Regions from separate parts of the Homo sapiens genome. Here region 2 is linked to region 1. A link is an interaction called in ENCODE POLR2A ChIA-PET data of the cell type or tissue named here. Cell type or tissue: Caco-2. All regions are shown on one strand. Links, peaks and the distances in the headings refer to the core of each region. The heading gives the core; the rest is flanking DNA. Region 1 overlaps EGFR (epidermal growth factor receptor). Region 2 overlaps EGFR (epidermal growth factor receptor).

Region 1 (9,389 bases), core at 378-8,377:
ATGCATGGTTAGTAGGTTATCAAACTCCTATGACTTTTCACAGGAAAAGCCCTCATCCACACCAACTTTAGGAATGTGTAGAAAGAAGGGTCAGGGACAGGGGTGAGTGGTGGGCAGAGCAGTTGGAGGGCACAGGGAAAAGGCATCTGGTCATGTATTTGGAGTAGGAGGTCTTGCTTTACTATTGAATTGCAGGGACACTTTGGGAACAGTGTTCACTTCTTTTTGCAACCATTTCTTCAGAGAAAAGTCATGATACTCAAGTCTTCTTACAAAGCAGTTTGAGGCTTTGAGTACCAGACTGATTACAGAGATGAGTATGAAGCATTATTGTAGTATTTTTAAGTGAAATTCACTAAATGCAAATAAACCTAGCAAATGCTCTATGGTTAATTTTTTTCTAAAATTCAGATAATTAAGACAATTCATTCTCCTGAAACTGCTGTTCATGTAAAAAGGAATTTTATCGAGGTGGCCCTTGAGTGCCAAACAGCCTGTCCTCAGCTGCAAAATGAGTCGTTGATGATCCTCCAGCAAGGGATACTTTTTAGCTCGTGTGGTGATTGCTGCACACGGGATATGTGCAGCAAGTATCTGCTGAGCTAATAATAAACAGCCTCAGACAGAAAGACAGTGGGCACAAGGTCATGCTTAAAAAGACCCCTTGTTCTACTGCATCCCAGCTCCCCACCATGGGGCCTCACAGGCCCTGGTGACCAAGCACATCAGACCTGGTTCTTGCTCAGTCCTGGGAGCCACAGAACCCAGCACGTACTTTACCCCCAAGACCAGACTCCAGCTTGGCTTTTGTCCTCCTCTCCAGGATTGGTGACCTCCTAGGTCGTGAAGCTGTGATGAGCAAAGACACACTCCTCTCCATTCTCCCAACTTCAGGTCCCTTTGACAGTGTCAGCAGGCATTTAAATAGCAGACCACCCACAGCAGGGCTGGTAGATGCAGTGAACTCAGGAAGATGCCTGCATAGACTCTAGTGTTAAAGACAGAATCCTTACAAGGAACCCCCATAGTTACCTAACTGCTGTCTCCAGTGGTCATAGAAGTGTGATAACCCACTAATCATCATTCTCTGTCTCTCTGTCTTTCTCATACACACTTACACACACATACACACAACCTTGTTGCTTAATTTTCAGAGAGTCTACTTTCAGAAAAGCCTTCAGGAATACATCATGTACAAAACTGAGAAATTACCTGAAGTATCTTTAAATTTAGTAAAAAGTTGCATTGTTTTTTGAACATCACACTTGAAAAGTACATGAATACAAACATACTTAGGAAAAAAAGCTTTAATTAATTTAAAAAGGAGAACAATGCTATATGCTGTATCCCACCTTTCTCTGAATGTTACATTTTCTCCCCTATCCCAGGCTGCATCTAAGAAAACTCAGAGGGAATATGCTATCTATCTTTTCCGAGCAATGAAAGCTCTGGGTTTTTTCCTTGCTTTTCAGGGCACAATACTTCTCTTTCTTCCTGGTTAGACAGGATAAGTTCTGAGTCCCCTGGTATCATCAGCTTACTTCTTCTCTGTTAAATATTCACAAAAAATCACTAACTTTCATGCCTCAGCAAACCTCCACTGCCTAAAATATAGTGAGGTCATTCATCTTCGGACAAATTGCCCCAACTACGGTGGGAAAAGAACCAATGTGTTGGACTATTTATCTAATTTTTGTTTAGTTCGGGGATACAAATAAATGCATAGATACATACAAACATGCGTACATAATAGCAGCAGCAGCCTGTGAAACATTGACAAGACCTGGAGTTGGAAGAGGACTTTGCCATCCTCCAGTCCAACAGTTGCCTGTCACAGATTAGACGACTGGGATGTGCGCAGGCGATTATTTGCAAACGGCCCTGAGTCCCCCAGTTTATGTCTTAATTCGCAGCCAGGGCTGATTGTAGAAGCAAATTTGCAAACATGTGCAAGAAGAAATCACACATCCTAGAGCTTGGATTTCCTCGTTTCTTGCTATTTCTATCCGTAGACAGAACCATTGCTGAGCTGTTAAATTTGTCTCCTTCCCCTATACCAGTCTTGAAAAAGGAAAGGAAGTGGAGCAAAGAAAAAGAAATTAATAAAGCCGGCAGATCCTAGGAGAATCTTATTTAATCCAAGCTTTGTAAAGTTTTGCTTTATTCCATGGCAACATGGGTATACACATCCCACCGGCTGTTTCAGTGGCTCAGAGCAGGTAAGGCCTGTGCCAAACGCCGCTAGCAGGAGGAACAACGTGGAGACAGCCCCAGAGGTGGAACGTTGGCCCTTCTGTGGCTCCGGTGTCTCAGGACCTCCCTAAAGCCCAGCCCTGACACTGAGCAAGTTTCCACCACTGTTAGGAAGAAGTAGAAAGGAATTTGGAGGGTTGGTGTTACTGTTCAAGAGCTGGAAGGCTTCTGCCCCCATTCCCATTCCATTAATTGCGTGAGGTAGAGAACTCATAGAAGATAGGAACACATATGCTGATTTCCAAAATTGCCTTTGTATATTTTCACGTGAAGACTTTAGGGGCAAAAGAAAAGAAGCAAGCATTTTGAATATGTGTTTCAATTTGCCTTCTGTTATATAAAATTGTATTTTGCCTATTCTTTTTTCATTATTCGGAACCTTCAAGAAATAAATTAAGTTCTCTCAAAAATGTGTTTTTTGAAAAGAGGACTAAAACAGATGGCCTGGCTGTGTTAAACACAGGGACCAGACCAGCACCCACCTCTCCACCTGCCCTGCCTTCACTGGCAGAATTGTGATCCATCATGTTCTCTGTTCAATGTCATCATCCCTTTCAGAGCATGGGTCTCTTCCTTTCTAGGCAGTCTTACCAGGATGCATGGGTGTGCCTGCGTAGGCACACGCACAGCTCCCAAGGACTCTAAAAAAAGATATTTTTCTGCTTATATACTAATAATATGTTAGAGATTTATGTTTCAAATTAGTACAGAATCACATGGTTCTCTCCAAATTATATTTGAGAGAGAAAGAATAGAACAAAATTTATTTTACAAAAATACTCAGTACATTTAGGGCATATACAAAGATGTTCCAGAATGTAGCTTATCTCTTTAAAGACAATTAACACAGTTTCTGGGCAAGGCAAGGCAAAATATTCAGTAACTTAGCAACACCAACAGAAGACAGCCAATATTGCAGCACATTTTTCTCTTGGATTGGGTCAGAGAGTACTGCAGAGAAAATGGAGTAGAGAGACCTGAAATACTTTCGCACACACTGTGGTCAGTGCAGCGTCCACTGTGTGCCACAGTAATACTAGAAACTCCCTGGTTAGGCCTTGGAATCCAGCTCTCATTTCGTATGTGACCTGCAGGGAAGTAAGTTAAATGCACACGTTTTATCAAGTTCAAATGCAAACTTAATTTTAAATGTATGCAACATCAGTTTAAGCGTTGTAGCTATTACTAGCAATTGTACCTATTACTAGTCTGTACTCTGCACAACTTTGGAGTATACTGCCTACTCAAGGTGGATTTTAGAGCTCTATTTGTGGCATTATATCACGGACAAAAGCACGTTCATCAGAGTCAGAGGAATGTGGTGCAAATCCCAGCTGTCCCACTTACCAGCTGTGGGACTTGAGTAAGCTCCTGAAGCAGCTGCACCTGCATTTTCTGGTGGGCACCATGGAGCTGTCAGCAGTGCTTTCCTCAGAGGGCTGCGGGCTGGATGAGGTTTGCTGGTGCATGTGAAGTGTCAATCATTGCTCTCATGAGTGGTGATGCTGATGCCGTTCCCTTTTTTAGGGAAGTGATTTTCCCTTACAAAGTTACCAACAGTTTCATGTTGGCCCATTTTTCTATTAATTGTTTCCACTAATAGGACCAACAGTGGTAGTCCCATCATTTTATTACTGCTTGTCGTAGCACAAGCAGTTGCTTCATTGTGTTTAGATAAATATTGACGGCTGCTTTTAACAGTCTGCTGTTTTGTCTCCTTTTGAGGTCCTTAAAGTAATCCTTAAAAAGATAGTGCAGATGGAAAGATGTCTGGAGTCAGTGAACCTGCCTTCTTTCCTGTGTGCTTGTCAGTTTCTAAAATGCCATACACAAAGGACTTTCATGATTTCTTTTTAGGTACATGATTACAGTTCAATTCACTTCACTGTCTGGAAAATTTCCTTATAATCAGGATGAAATTTCTCATGTTAGCCTTTCACATTTCACTACTTTTAGATAAGGAATTCTCAGGCTTTGCTATATCTGACTGCTCTTGGAGGCTGAGCTTTTGGCTAACTACCTGACTACTTTGTCGTTTCTCTTCCCTTGGAATGAAGCAAATATCTAACTTCTCACTCATTGTTTCTGCTATTTTACCATTTAGTCATCTGTGATTTTTCTAAATACTGAAAGACTTCCCTCAATTCAAACTATGTGCCGGATCAAGGAAAGGGCAGTTGGATATTGCAGACAGCATAGTGCAATTGTGAAGAGTGTCTGCTTACCAGCCACGCTGCCTTGCACAAGTTATCAAGCCTCTCAACCCACTTCCTCAATCTGTAAAATAGGTATGAGTGTAGGACCTTCCCAGGGGATTTTTTTGTGACTATAGAATGATTCTCAGAAGACTTTCAGGCAGTATGTGGGTGAGGCACATGCTGGAAAGGCTTCTGCAGGTGCAGTGATCAATGCTTTTCTCAGTGTGTACATCCCATAATACAGACACGTTACCAGAAACTCCCTAGCCAGGACTTTGATTGCAGCTCACATTTTGTATATGGCCCATAGGGAAATGAAGTGTGTATTTTTTATAAAGTTCAAGTGTTAACTTAATTTGGAATTTACTATCAAATCTCAGTTGTTATGGGCATTTATAGCTATTAATACTTCGTCCCATGTGTCCCATGAGGAAACCAAGGAACAGAAATTAAAGTTCTTTCTGGAGTCCCCTGAATCTCGTTCCTGTTCTTTTGCACCCTGTTAATTACATAGAGACATTCACAGCTCTTCTGACCTTATCAGCGTTAAGGAAAACAGAAAACCAGCGTGCTATTTGTTCTGTCCCTTAGTCAAGCCTTCTCAACATATATTTTTCTTCCAAGATTTTGCATGTGCACAGGGATGCCTATCCTCTACAAGAAACACATTTTAGGCAAATTATAATTAAAATGCTGTTTACATCTCTTCACCTTTAGAATTTAAAGAATGATCATTTCTTAGATTGCATCTCAGACACACCCTTCCCCTAGTCTGGAGAGGGCGAGGCCCATGGGTACTGCAAACAGCCTGACGTTGTCAGGGGCGGTCTCAACGGCTCATTCACCACATCTGCCTCGCGAAGGCTAAGCCATGTGCTGTTACCCCTGCTGCGCTCTGGCTCATTCTAAGGTACACGCTATTAACCTTGTGAGAAAACAAAGAGGCCAGCCCCACCCTTCCTGCTCACTCTGAGTCACGGTGAAAATGTTTCAGGATCTCGGGTTCGACCATGAGTCCTGTCCAGGTCCAGGAGGAAATTCGGAAGGACCACATGTTCACTCTGAGATCCCACTTTCATTTCCCTCCTGGTTGAGCAGCATTAATACTCTGGCTAGATTTAAATTCTGGCTTTCTCCAGTTAGAACTGAAAGTTATGACAATGTAATCAAAATAGAATGTGGGTTTACAGCTGGCCCCCTGGCCTGGTTTGTGAACATAAAACAGAAACAGAAAGTGTAAGTGGTGACATCATATTCTCTCATTCAATGTGAAAGGCCACCGAAGTCTTTCCAGAATTATTTTTGAGAATAATATGAATTTTTAAAAAATACCTAATTATTTTAAATATCGTCTTGCTTGCTCCCCAAATACCTACTGTTTTCAACTTGGATATACGACATGATTAAAGAATATCTAATATTTGGGAATGCATACTTTAACCTTATAAACTACCACTGTAAATAGACAGACTCATTAAAGTGAAAGGACATTTTAAATCAATTAGTAAGCAAATCAATTAGGTGGCAAAGACAAGATTATTTTTCCTTATGGTAGTTGAAGAATAATGCTTAACCTGTCATTCTAATTACCAAGCACGGTGTTCTCTTTGGAAGATCATTTCAACAAAACATTATTTTCATCCAGAATTTGAACCTTGAGATTGCATGGTATTTTAGAAATCTATTTTAGAAATCTTTGGCAAAGGTTACTATTAAAACAATCACATTCATGGAAAATCAGTATAAGAGCAACTAAAATAACTCACAATACCAGTAAAATCACTTTGTCATCTTCTTAAGACTTTTAAAGAGCATTTGTAAGTAACTGAATAGAAGGCCAAAGGGTGTGTAGGTAGCCCAGACCATCAGTGGGCAGCCAGGGCCAGGGCAGGGGCCACGGTTGCAGCCTGCATTCTTCTAAAGGGCAGAGCAAATTAAAGTTGAAGCAGGAGCTAAAAAAAAAAAAAAAAATGTTTCAAAGAATTCCACCAACCAGAGGATACTACCTAGGACAGTTTGGGCCTAACTTATCTGTGAAGGCCTCCAGCTTCCTCCACACCGGTGGCCACTTTTCATTCACTCTGAACCCTTCTTTGTATGGAGGTCATTTTATTAATTGAGCTGTGACCAACATGACAGAATTTCCTGTTTTAGGGCTTTTATAATATAGATAGTTTATATCTAATTTCAGAATATATTCACTGGGGAATGGACTTAGCAACCACTACCACAACAATGCAACAATGTGTTTTGGAACAAATTTACCAATCTGAATTTCCCCCTAGATTAGGTCACAGGAACATTGCAGCTGATGTACAGCTATGTTCCTCCTGAAACTTGGAGACACATCCTCTTGAGCTGGGTTATAATGGGCCACCCAAAGCTCGAGTTCCTGTAATGGATACACTCAGGCAGCAGAACCTACCACCGTAGTGAGGACAGCACCCAGAGCCCTCAGAGGCCATCACAAGTGCACCACAGCTGCCTTCTCTGGCACGCTCAGAGCTACACAGTGTACTCTGGGATTGGAACTCTTTATTTTTTTTTCAGTTGATTTGTAAATAAGATTGCACAAAAATCCATGCACATCAACTCTCCAAATCAGAATTTGCTGAGCTAAAAAGAGCATTAAATTAGATGGGCTGGCTTTCAAGGGGTGGGGGTGCAATAGTGGAACTCTGCACAACAGTTCTTTACAAAGAGACAAGCAAGCACATCGCGTGGAAATTTCCATTCAACTGGAAATGTCCAAGCCTGTTTACCTCAATTAATTGTCCTTGTTCACTTGTCCAGCCTAGCAATTGTCCATTAGTAATTTGTTATAAATGAGACATTTGGTATTAAAGCATCTCTTTGGGATACTGGTATGGTTTATTATAACATTCTGTTAGTAGTGTTGTACAAGCTTGAGATGTATTAATACGAAATCCAAGCTGCATGAGGGCTTTATTTTTCAAGCCTACACCTTGCTGAAATTCTGAATTAAAATATGATTCTCAGTACAAATGAATAAATCAACAGAAATGGTAACGCATGTCAAATATTCTTAAAACCCAAGAAAGCCTTGTAACTTCCTTCAATCTAATGGGAAATGCAGGCAAATACAAGACTGATGTCCTTGAGTTTTATTATCAAGACTCAAGGGCACCAGTAAAATCTAGTTTCATTGGTTGGAAAAAAAATCCTGATAAGCACTGTTAGGCATATTAACTTTAATGATTACAATTTTTAGGACACTCTGTGGCCTAGACTTAGAAACACAACTAATGTCCAGAAAAAGATTCCTCTTTTTATTCCATCATCTGATAGGCCTATTTTTACACATACACACCAACCAAAAGTAGCCAAGCAAACAAAACAACATACTCACACCCCTTCGCCTATTATCATCTAGGTGATTTTCAATGCTCATTGCAATGAAACCTACTTATTGTGCATGGCACCCACCCCCACTGAGGAATACTGTAGTTTCTTTCCCTTTGAACTTCATTAGTAGAGCACATGGTTCATTCACTCCTGAAGAGTTCTTCGTATGTCAGAATATATATACTACAACATAATTTCCATCAGAGCTCTGACCACCCGCTTATCTATTTTCATAATGCCTGCCACTCCATCATTAGCTGTTGTCATGTAGGCTATCAATAAATATATGACAAATAAAACAGTTAGGGAATGAGGGAAATTGACTAGCAGCCAAAGACCTAAGCCATCCTCTGCTTGGACATTAGAAAACTGAGTTCACTACAGTCATAAGATACACAAAGGCAGAATGTAAGCCATACAAAAATCCATGTCAATCCCAATATGTGAGTACAACTATTGAACACCATGTACTAATGGATGAGTTGGTAAATCATTCAATGTCTTCATGAGGTCAATTACAGATTATTATTTAGACCCCAAAGATTCCAAAGATGGTATTTCGGTCAGATCTTCATCCTTTGTAAGCCTAGCAGAAAATATGGCAGTTTTATTGACTACTATTCTTTGCTGGGTGTGGTATTTTTAAACTGAGACATCAGTGTGCCTAGCACAGGGCCTCAAGCACACAGAAAAATTCCTTGATAATAATTAAATAAAATTTCAGCAAAAAATATCATCTTAAGGCTGTGAAATTATCTTCCTGTGTGGCTAAAATAGTGAATAAAATTCAGCGCAATATAAATCATAGTACAATTTCATCACTAAATTTTCTGATCTTGATCTTGTCATTTTACATTGGAAGTAAAAATGTGTCCTCCTTTTTTTCTCTGACAGTGAAAAGTGTGTGTGTGTTGTGTGCCCTTTTGCACACCCTGCCTCACACTTGCTGGTCTAATTCCTTCCAGCATGATTATGATATAATTAAATGACAGAAATGTTTACTTCCAAGTGGAACTAAGCCAGGGTAACTCAGGGTAGGGCAGCTGCTTGCACCGAAAGACCAAGACTGCTAGAGAACTAGGAAACAGGCGGTGCAAGAACTCCAGGCTCTCATGGAAGAGCGGGAGGCTTCTATGGGGCTGCAGAAACTCTTTGGTGCTTGGGGAAAAAATGGGTTAAATGCTCTTAAAAAAGAAACCTGGGAGAGGTAGTTTCCAGATGCAGGCCCGTCTTTTCTTTTAAACAGAGGCAGCTCCGAAGAGCTGGACATTGAACCCTGAGCAGGAACTGGAGGCCGTCAGCGCAGCTTTGTTTGGCGAGCGGAGCTTTGCAAGGGTGTAATGCTGCACCAGGGAGACGCTATCTGCAGGGACCGGTGACGCCGTGGGTGTGGAGGGGGAGGCAGTGGCTGGCCCTCTTGGGGTAAGGTACGCCCAGGAACAGTTTAGAATAACGTGCGCGAGTCAAAGGGAAGAAGAAGCTCCTGCAGACCTTCTGGGCACTGTGCAGGGTTTGCTCCTGTCCACCGTGCCGTGTTCCTGTCCTGGGGTATTTGGGTGTGTGGCGTGTGGG
Region 2 (9,389 bases), core at 29-8,028, 140 kb after region 1:
TGGTAGCACTTGCTACCCTGAGTTCATCCAGGCCCAACTGTGAGCAAGGAGCACAAGCCACAAGTCTTCCAGAGGATGCTTGATTCCAGTGGTTCTGCTTCAAGGCTTCCACTGCAAAACACTAAAGATCCAAGAAGGCCTTCATGGCCCCAGCAGGCCGGATCGGTACTGTATCAAGTCATGGCAGGTACAGTAGGATAAGCCACTCTGTCCCTTCCTGGGCAAAGAAGAAACGGAGGGGATGGAATTCTTCCTTAGACTTACTTTTGTAAAAATGTCCCCACGGTACTTACTCCCCACTGATGGACCAGTGGTTTCCAGTCATGAGCGTTAGACTGACTTGTTTGTCTTCCATTCCATTGTTTTGAAACTCAGTATGCTGCCCCTGTCTTGCTGTCATGAAATCAGCAAGAGAGGATGACACATCAAATAATAACTCGGATTCCAGCCCACATTGGATTCATCAGCATTTGGACCAATAGCCCACAGCTGAGAATGTGGAATACCTAAGGATAGCACCGCTTTTGTTCTCGCAAAAACGTATCTCCTAATTTGAGGCTCAGATGAAATGCATCAGGTCCTTTGGGGCATAGATCAGAAGACTACAAAAATGAAGCTGCTCTGAAATCTCCTTTAGCCATCACCCCAACCCCCCAAAATTAGTTTGTGTTACTTATGGAAGATAGTTTTCTCCTTTTACTTCACTTCAAAAGCTTTTTACTCAAAGAGTATATGTTCCCTCCAGGTCAGCTGCCCCCAAACCCCCTCCTTACGCTTTGTCACACAAAAAGTGTCTCTGCCTTGAGTCATCTATTCAAGCACTTACAGCTCTGGCCACAACAGGGCATTTTACAGGTGCGAATGACAGTAGCATTATGAGTAGTGTGGAATTCAGGTAGTAAATATGAAACTAGGGTTTGAAATTGATAATGCTTTCACAACATTTGCAGATGTTTTAGAAGGAAAAAAGTTCCTTCCTAAAATAATTTCTCTACAATTGGAAGATTGGAAGATTCAGCTAGTTAGGAGCCCACCTTTTTTCCTAATCTGTGTGTGCCCTGTAACCTGACTGGTTAACAGCAGTCCTTTGTAAACAGTGTTTTAAACTCTCCTAGTCAATATCCACCCCATCCAATTTATCAAGGAAGAAATGGTTCAGAAAATATTTTCAGCCTACAGTTATGTTCAGTCACACACACATACAAAATGTTCCTTTTGCTTTTAAAGTAATTTTTGACTCCCAGATCAGTCAGAGCCCCTACAGCATTGTTAAGAAAGTATTTGATTTTTGTCTCAATGAAAATAAAACTATATTCATTTCCACTCTATTATGCTCTCAAATACCCCTAAGCATCTATACTAGCCTGGTATGGGTATGAAAGATACAAAGATAAATAAAACATAGTCCCTGATTCTAAGAAATTCACAATTTAGCAAAGGAAATGGACTCATAGATGCTAACCTTAAAACAACGTGACAAATGCCAGACAGGACCCATCAGCCAGGCACTGTGAGAGCACAGAGCAGGGAGGTTGGGTCCTGCCTGAGGAGACCTGGAAGGGAGGCCTCACAGGAGGATGACCAGGTCTCAGTCAGCGGGGAGGTGGAAAGTGCAGGTGCATCAGGGGCACCCTGACCGAGGAAACAGCTGCCAGAGGCCTCCACTGCTAAAGTCCACATAAGGCTGAGGTCAGTCACCCTAAACAACCTGCTCCCTCTAAGCCAGGGGATGAGCTTGGAGCATCCCACAAGTTCCCTAAAAGTTGCAGCCCCCAGGGGGATTTTGAGCTATCATCTCTGCACATGCTTAGTGAGAAGACTACACAACATTTCTAAGAATCTGAGATTTTATATTGTCAGTTAACCACTTTCATTATTCATTCACCTCAGGACATGCAGAAATATTTCAGTCAGAACTGGGAAACAGAAGGACCTACATTCTGCTGTCACTTATGTGTCAAGAAGCAGATGATCGATGAGGCAGGTCAGTTGTAAGTGAGTCACATTGTAGCATTAAATTCTAGTATTTTTGTAGTTTGAAACAGTAACTTAATAAAAGAGCAAAAGCTATTCTAGCTTTCTTCTTCATATTTTAATTTTCCACCATAAAGTTTAGTTGCTAAATTCTATTAATTTTAAGATTGTGCTTCCCAAAATAGTTCTCACTTCATCTGTCCAGGGAGGCACAGTTCTGTCTGGTAGAAGCCGCAAAGCCCTTAGCCTCTTCACGGATCTGGCGACTGTGATGGGCAGGTCAGGAGAGGAGCTGCCCAAAGTCCCATGATTTTCACCTAACAGCCCTGATCAGTCAGTACTCAAAGCTTGGACTCCATCCCTGAAGGTCTTCCTGATTGATAGCCTGGCCTTAATACCCTACAGAAAGCCTGTCCATTGGCTGTTTCTTCCTCAGTCAGTTCCTGGAAGACCTTACCCCATGACCCCAGCTTCAGATGTGGTCTTTGGAAACAGAGGTCGAAGGAAAGTAAGGAGCTGAGAGCTCACATTCATAGGTGCCGCCAGCCTTCGTGCATCTTCTTGCATCATCTCTAAGGAGCTCCTCTAATTACACCATGCCCGTCACCCCATGAGGGATCAGAGAAGGGATGAGTCTTCTAAACTCTATATTCGCTGTGAGTCCAGGTTGTAAGGGGGAGCACTGTGGATGCATCCTATTGCACTCCAGCTGATGACACCAAAGCTTAGGTGTTTGCTGAAAGTTCTTGATGTTGTGACTTACCACCCCTGCCTCACAACTGCAGACATAAGGGGACTATGGATTGCTTAGCAGGAAAGGCACTGGTTCTCAAGGGCGGCTGCCCTTGGGAATCTTCTGGTCCCAACCAGAAAGACTGTGGCTTGATTTTCTCAGGTGCAGCCCAGCCGTAGGGCCTTTTCAGAGCACCCCCTGGTTATTGCAACATTCATCAAAGTTTCTAGAACCTCTGGCCTAAAGGAAGGGCCTGGTGGGATCTACTTGGCACTCGCTGGGGGGCCACCCCCCAGTGCCACTCTCACTAGGCCTCTGATTGCACTTGTGTAGGATGAAGCTGGTGGGTGATGGGAACTCAGCACCTCCCCTCAGGCAGAAAAGAATCATCTGTGGAGCTTCAAAAGAAGGGGCCTGGAGTCTCTGCAGACCAATTCAACCCAAATCTCGGGGGCTCTTTCATGATTCTAATGGGCAACCAGGGTTGAAACCCTTATTTCTAGGGTCTTCAGTTGTACAAGACTGTGGGTCTGTACCAGAGCCCCCGTCAGAGTAGAATAAAAGGCTGGGTAGGGTAGAGATTCCCATGTGCAGTGGAGAGAACAATCTGCAGTCACTGATAAGCCTGAGACTTGGCTCATTTCAAAAGCGTTCAATTCATCCTCACCAGCAGTTCAGCTGGAAAGGGGCAAATACCCCCACCTGAGCTTTGAAAACGCCCTGGGACCCTCTGCATTCTCTAAGTAAGTTATAGAAACCAGTCTCTTCCCTCCTTTGTGAGTGAGCTGCTATTCCACGTAGGCAACACCTGTTGAAATTGCCCTCAATGTCTACTCTGCATTTCTTTCTTGTGATAAGCACACACTTTTATTGCAACATAATGATCTGCTCACATTTCCTTGCCTGGGGGCTGTAAAACCTTACAGAACAGAAATCCTTGCCTCTTTCACCAGCCACACCTGCCATACCAGGGGTACAGCTTTGTACTATTGAAGACACAGACAGGATTTTTAAATGTAAATCTATTTTTGTAACTTTGTTGCGGGATATAGTTCTCTTTATGTAGCACTGAACTTTGTACAATATATTTTTAGAAACTCATTTTTCTACTAAAACAAACACAGTTTACTTTAGAGAGACTGCAATAGAATCAAAATTTGAAACTGAAATCTTTGTTTAAAAGGGTTAAGTTGAGGCAAGAGGAAAGCCCTTTCTCTCTCTTATAAAAAGGCACAACCTCATTGGGGAGCTAAGCTAGGTCATTGTCATGGTGAAGAAGAGAAGCATCGTTTTTATATTTAGGAAATTTTAAAAGATGATGGAAAGCACATTTAGCTTGGTCTGAGGCAGGTTCTGTTGGGGCAGTGTTAATGGAAAGGGCTCACTGTTGTTACTACTAGAAAAATCCAGTTGCATGCCATACTCTCATCATCTGCCAGTGTAACCCTGTACATGTAAGAAAAGCAATAACATAGCACTTTGTTGGTTTATATATATAATGTGACTTCAATGCAAATTTTATTTTTATATTTACAATTGATATGCATTTACCAGTATAAACTAGACATGTCTGGAGAGCCTAATAATGTTCAGCACACTTTGGTTAGTTCACCAACAGTCTTACCAAGCCTGGGCCCAGCCACCCTAGAGAAGTTATTCAGCCCTGGCTGCAGTGACATCACCTGAGGAGCTTTTAAAAGCTTGAAGCCCAGCTACACCTCAGACCGATTAAACGCAAATCTCTGGGGCTGAAACCCAAGCATTCGTAGTTTTTAAAGCTCCTGAGGTCATTCCAATGTGCGGCCAAAGTTGAGAACTACTGGCCTAGGGATTAGCCACAAGGACATGGACTTGGAGGCAAATTCTGCAGGTGTATGTGATTCTCAGGCCTAGAGAGCTAAGACACAAAGACCTCCACATCTGTCGCTGAGAGTCAAGAACCTGAACAGAGTTTCCATGAAGGTTCTCCAAGCACTAGAAGGGAGAGTGTCTAAACAATGGTTGAAAAGCAAAGGAAATATAAAACAGACACCTCTTTCCATTTCCTAAGGTTTCTCTCTTTATTAAGGGTGGACTAGTAATAAAATATAATATTCTTGCTGCTTATGCAGCTGACATTGTTGCCCTCCCTAAAGCAACCAAGTAGCCTTTATTTCCCACAGTGAAAGAAAACGCTGGCCTATCAGTTACATTACAAAAGGCAGATTTCAAGAGGATTGAGTAAGTAGTTGGATGGCTTTCATAAAAACAAGAATTCAAGAAGAGGATTCATGCTTTAAGAAACATTTGTTATACATTCCTCACAAATTATACCTGGGATAAAAACTATGTAGCAGGCAGTGTGTTTTCCTTCCATGTCTCTCTGCACTACCTGCAGTGTGTCCTCTGAGGCTGCAAGTCTGTCCTATCTGAATTCCCAGCAGAAGCACTAAGAAGCTCCACCCTATCACCTAGCAGATAAAACTATGGGGAAAACTTAAATCTGTGCATACATTTCTGGATGCATTTACTTATCTTTAAAAAAAAAGGAATCCTATGACCTGATTTGGCCACAAAAATAATCTTGCTGTACAATACAATCTCTTGGAAATTAAGAGATCCTATGGATTTGATGACTGGTATTAGAGGTGACAATGTAACCGATTAACAACAGACAGCAATAACTTCGTTTTAGAAACATTCAAGCAATAGCTTTATAGCTTCAACATATGGTACGTTTTAACCTTGAAAGTTTTGCAATGATGAAAGCAGTATTTGTACAAATGAAAAGCAGAATTCTCTTTTATATGGTTTATACTGTTGATCAGAAATGTTGATTGTGCATTGAGTATTAAAAAATTAGATGTATATTATTCATTGTTCTTTACTCCTGAGTACCTTATAATAATAATAATGTATTCTTTGTTAACAATGCCATGTTGGTACTAGTTATTAATCATATCTAACCAACTGTAGGTGTTCTTTCCTGATAACTTTTTTAAAAAATCAATAAATTATTTTTAGAGCAGTTTTAGGTTCACAGCAAAACTAAGCAGAAAGTTCAGAGAGCCCCCCCTGTCGCTAACCAGCCTCTCCCACCATCACCATCGCACCTCAGGAACCAGAGAACTTTTTAATGGAAAAAAAATCCAAGCCAGCTCGGAGGCTTCCTCCTGTGTCTGGGCCAGCCCCTCGGGCTCTCAGATGCATTCCAACTCAAGCTCTTCACATGCCAGAGCCTTCCAGTGCCCTTGAGACCCCTCATTCCAAAGATCTCTTCATAGTTTTTCTCCTTCACAGAGCCAAGAGGGAATTCCCTGATGGAACAGATTTTTCTATGGCAAGCCCAGGTTTTATTTCTTCAGAGTACCAAAATAATTAGAAGTTTGCCCTGATTCTGCTAAAAATCAGAGGAATTAAGTGGGTCCCAGCATGGGCAAGGGGCCTCCCATTCAGCTGCCCCACTCACCGCCAACCTCTCTTACATGTGGGTGGTCCCACCCTCCACCCAGAACTTTCATGGCAGGAGCTCTCACTGCCGTGTTTAATGTAATGAAGCCACTACCTGCACATCGGGAATAGCCACGGTGTGGCAGGGGAGGGTTCTAGGGAGTCCGAGCTCAGACTGCAGTCAGGCTTCCTTACCACAGGAGCATGTTCTGAGAAATGCATCATTAGGAGATGTCATCACCGTGCGAGCATCACAGAGTGTACTTCACACATCTAGATGGCACAGCCCAGCACAAGCCTAAGTGATACGGCGTAGTCTGTTGTTCCTAGGCTAATGATCTGTACAGCCTGGGACTGTACTGAATACTGCAGGCAACTGCAGTACAATGGTAAGGATCTGTGTATATAAACATAGCTAAATGTTAAAAAGACACAGTGAAAACGTGGTATTATAATCATATGGGACCATGTGAACATCGTTATGTGGCACATTATAGAAAACCCAGGTTCTGTGTCTAAACGCTTAAACAGATAAATGAGTACAGATAGTTTTCTCAGTTCTAGCTGTAAAAGTAGAGTTAGGGGATTTGAACTCAACACCTGAGAAAAAGCAAACCTGTTGATGAAGCAGATGATGCTACCAAAGAGGAGAGAACAGCTTCCCAAAACCCAGCATCAAGGGCCGAGCAGCCAGGAGGCTGGGTGGGGATGCACAGGGCGAGGAGGGCAGGCAGGGTGCCTCCTGCAGGCATCAGAGAGTGGACCAGCACCAGACGCAGCTCCTCTCTCCTGATGGGATGGCCCTGGGGCTCCTGGTGGCTCTGACTTCTGTAAAGCGTCTCCCTCCGGCGCCTTTCCCTCCACCAGCCGGTGGCTGCACAGTGCCCTGCCTTGTTTCTTTCACACAGAAGTGAGGGCAGGAAGCAGGCTGTGCCAGCTCACACCACCCCTAATGCTCGCAGCGCTGACTCTAATTGTTTCCAGGAAGATCGCAGCTTTGCTTTTGTGCTGTTCCTGGTGAATGCCATCCGTTGTCTATGCACAAACATGGGGCTGAGAGTAAACCACATTTCCTTGTGGAAGCAGGACTTCAGGATAGCCAGGTCCACGAACAATGAGAAAATCCGGAGCTTCCCAGCATTCTGCTCAAGGCCCAGCATCCCATATCGGAACCCGCCGCACCCACTGCTCTCTCAGCTCCTGAGCCTCCACACCCTGGCTGCCTGGGAACACCTCAGGCACATGCAGGTTTAATATAATCAAAGCCTTCAATTAGGGGGTTTAGTCCATATGGAGGAAGTCCAGATTCTGCAGATGAGACAAGCATGGGGAGCATTCTGAGGTGCTGGCTTTCTGAGCCTGAAATGTTCCCCCAAGTGGAGGCCACGGCCGGCCATCCCACTGAACAGCCTTCACCTCAGGGCAGACTCAGTGGCACCACTGATTTGTCACTGACCGTCACGATTCCAGCTGAAGCTGGGTGCAGATGGGGTTTCAGCTGGAAGAGGTTTTCCCTTTGGGCCAGTAATCCTATAAAAGTCATCATACCTGTCTGGGGAGATGGGCGATTTCCCTAGAATGGAGAGTCCAACGTGCAGGAGGGAGCTGCTCTTCCTGTCGGGCCTTGGGTGCACCCCTCATAGGGCTCAGGTCCCACTGCTCCAGAAAGGACCTTTAAACACTCAGGTCGAGAAGCAGCAAGATCACATTTGGTATTTGCCCTAGTCTTAAAAACAATAAACAAAGCATGATAGGGAGCCCATGGGCAGATGTCTGCAATTTATAAATGTGTGCCCTGAAGCACCCTCACCCTTCTGTGCTCATCACCTCTGAGCCCCGGGGACATGCACCCCGGGGAGGCCAGCCCTGCCCTCACTGCCTTCTGTGGCCTCTGCCTTCCATCTTTCTCTCTACATGGACGCAGGGCTAGGAAACCTAGAGACTGGGTTCTAAAAGAAATAGAAACCTCTTTTTTACCCTGCTCCTGAGAGTCAACCCTTCTGAGCTCAAGCAAAGGGCATTCCCGGTCCTCAGCTCCTTGCCCCCACATAGATCTGAAGTGAGCCTGTACCGCCCACCTCTCAGTTCTCAACTGTCGCTTAATCCTGCCCCACAATAGGCCACCCCTGGGCTACAACTTGAGCTTCTAGGTGTGCACACTGAAGGCTCTGAACAGGCTCACAGCCCGGGGACACTCGGCAAGGACTCCCCACATTCCCAGCACCTGAGCGAGGCCCAGAAAAGAGAGGGGCAGGCACCAGATTGGCAGCTTTGTATCCTTTCTGCCCACCCCCAGGGAAAGGGTGTAGCCCATATATGGGGAAGGGGGGCTGGGGAGGCCAGGGGCTCTGCAAGCCAGGGTCCACGTCACTTAGGACTGAAGGCGGCACTGCCCAGGCAAATGGCACCTGAAAACCCAACAGGAACCTGGAGGCCCAAAGCCTCCAGGCGCCTAAAAACCCATTCACTTTTCTAAACTGCATAGTCCCTTATTTGAACCAGTAATGTCCTTAAAACCTCCAGTGCAGCTCTATCTCGGAGGGAGTGGAGGTGGGACCTGGGAAAGCCATCCCTCTCTCACTCCAGATGGCTTGGGGCCACCCCTTACTGACTATTTTCATTCTAAAGAGGTTGCTTCTGTCACCCTTTCAGCTTCTCCAGACCCCTCTCCTTCCATCTTTCTCTCTTGTATAATCTAACCTTTCCTGAACCCAAGCAGAAATGCAGTGACAAACCCACAAGATATTCAAGTGCTGGCACGCTTCTCTCTGCACTTGCACTTTGCCTGGGCTGACTGGCTTCTCAAGGGCAAGTCTAAGGGAACACTGGCCAGTGCCACATACAGACTTTAGGGGTCAGGGACAAAGAGATGTGATGTGTGATCTACAGCGTTTCTCCTGTAGATCAATGACACAGAAGACGCCGGAAGGGCAGGCCCCATTGCTGAAACGTTTGCCAGGTCCAAATGGTTTTGGAGCACACTTGCAAACTTTCAAAGAACAGCTAATTTTTGTATTAAAGTGTTTCAGAGCACAAAAAGATGGGAAGTTTCTCAGTTTATTCTACAAGGTCCGAATAGCACTAAAAATCAGAGAGATACTAGAAAAAGAAAACTATAGCTTTATTCATGAATGTAGATGTAGAAATCCTAAATGAAATGTAGGAAATGGAATTATTTATTCTAGGAATTAAAAGATAGCTCATTTTGTTTATACACGTGAGGAAAATAATAGGTGAAATGTTAATATTAACT

The links. ChIA-PET counts read pairs that join two places held together with the same protein. Peaks named below come from ENCODE experiments on the same cell type or tissue, not always from the same donor. Only the 100,000 strongest peaks of a DNase experiment are listed, where the experiment ranks them.
Region 2: POLR2A ChIA-PET joins it to region 1 with 6 read pairs; 5 of 35 experiments call an interaction of 5 or more read pairs at or near these places.

What each region holds. Positions count from the first base shown.
Region 1 is chr7:55,068,787-55,078,175 of GRCh38, forward strand. The region is part of intron 1 of EGFR (epidermal growth factor receptor); the gene reads left to right. Among named protein-coding and RNA genes, the nearest start is that of EGFR, 54 kb to the left of the region's middle. RefSeq lists enhancers at 4,891-6,090, 5,603-5,772. In Caco-2, for the core only: no CTCF peak of the experiment used is centred there; a DNase peak (open chromatin) is centred at 5,325; H3K4me3 peaks cover 260 bases.
Region 2 is chr7:55,206,011-55,215,399 of GRCh38, forward strand. EGFR (epidermal growth factor receptor) reads left to right here. Exons shown (of 28, transcript NM_005228.5): 28 at 1-5,618. Among named protein-coding and RNA genes, the nearest start is that of EGFR-AS1, 22 kb to the left of the region's middle. RefSeq lists an enhancer at 8,224-8,724. In Caco-2, for the core only: no CTCF peak of the experiment used is centred there; a DNase peak (open chromatin) is centred at 3,594.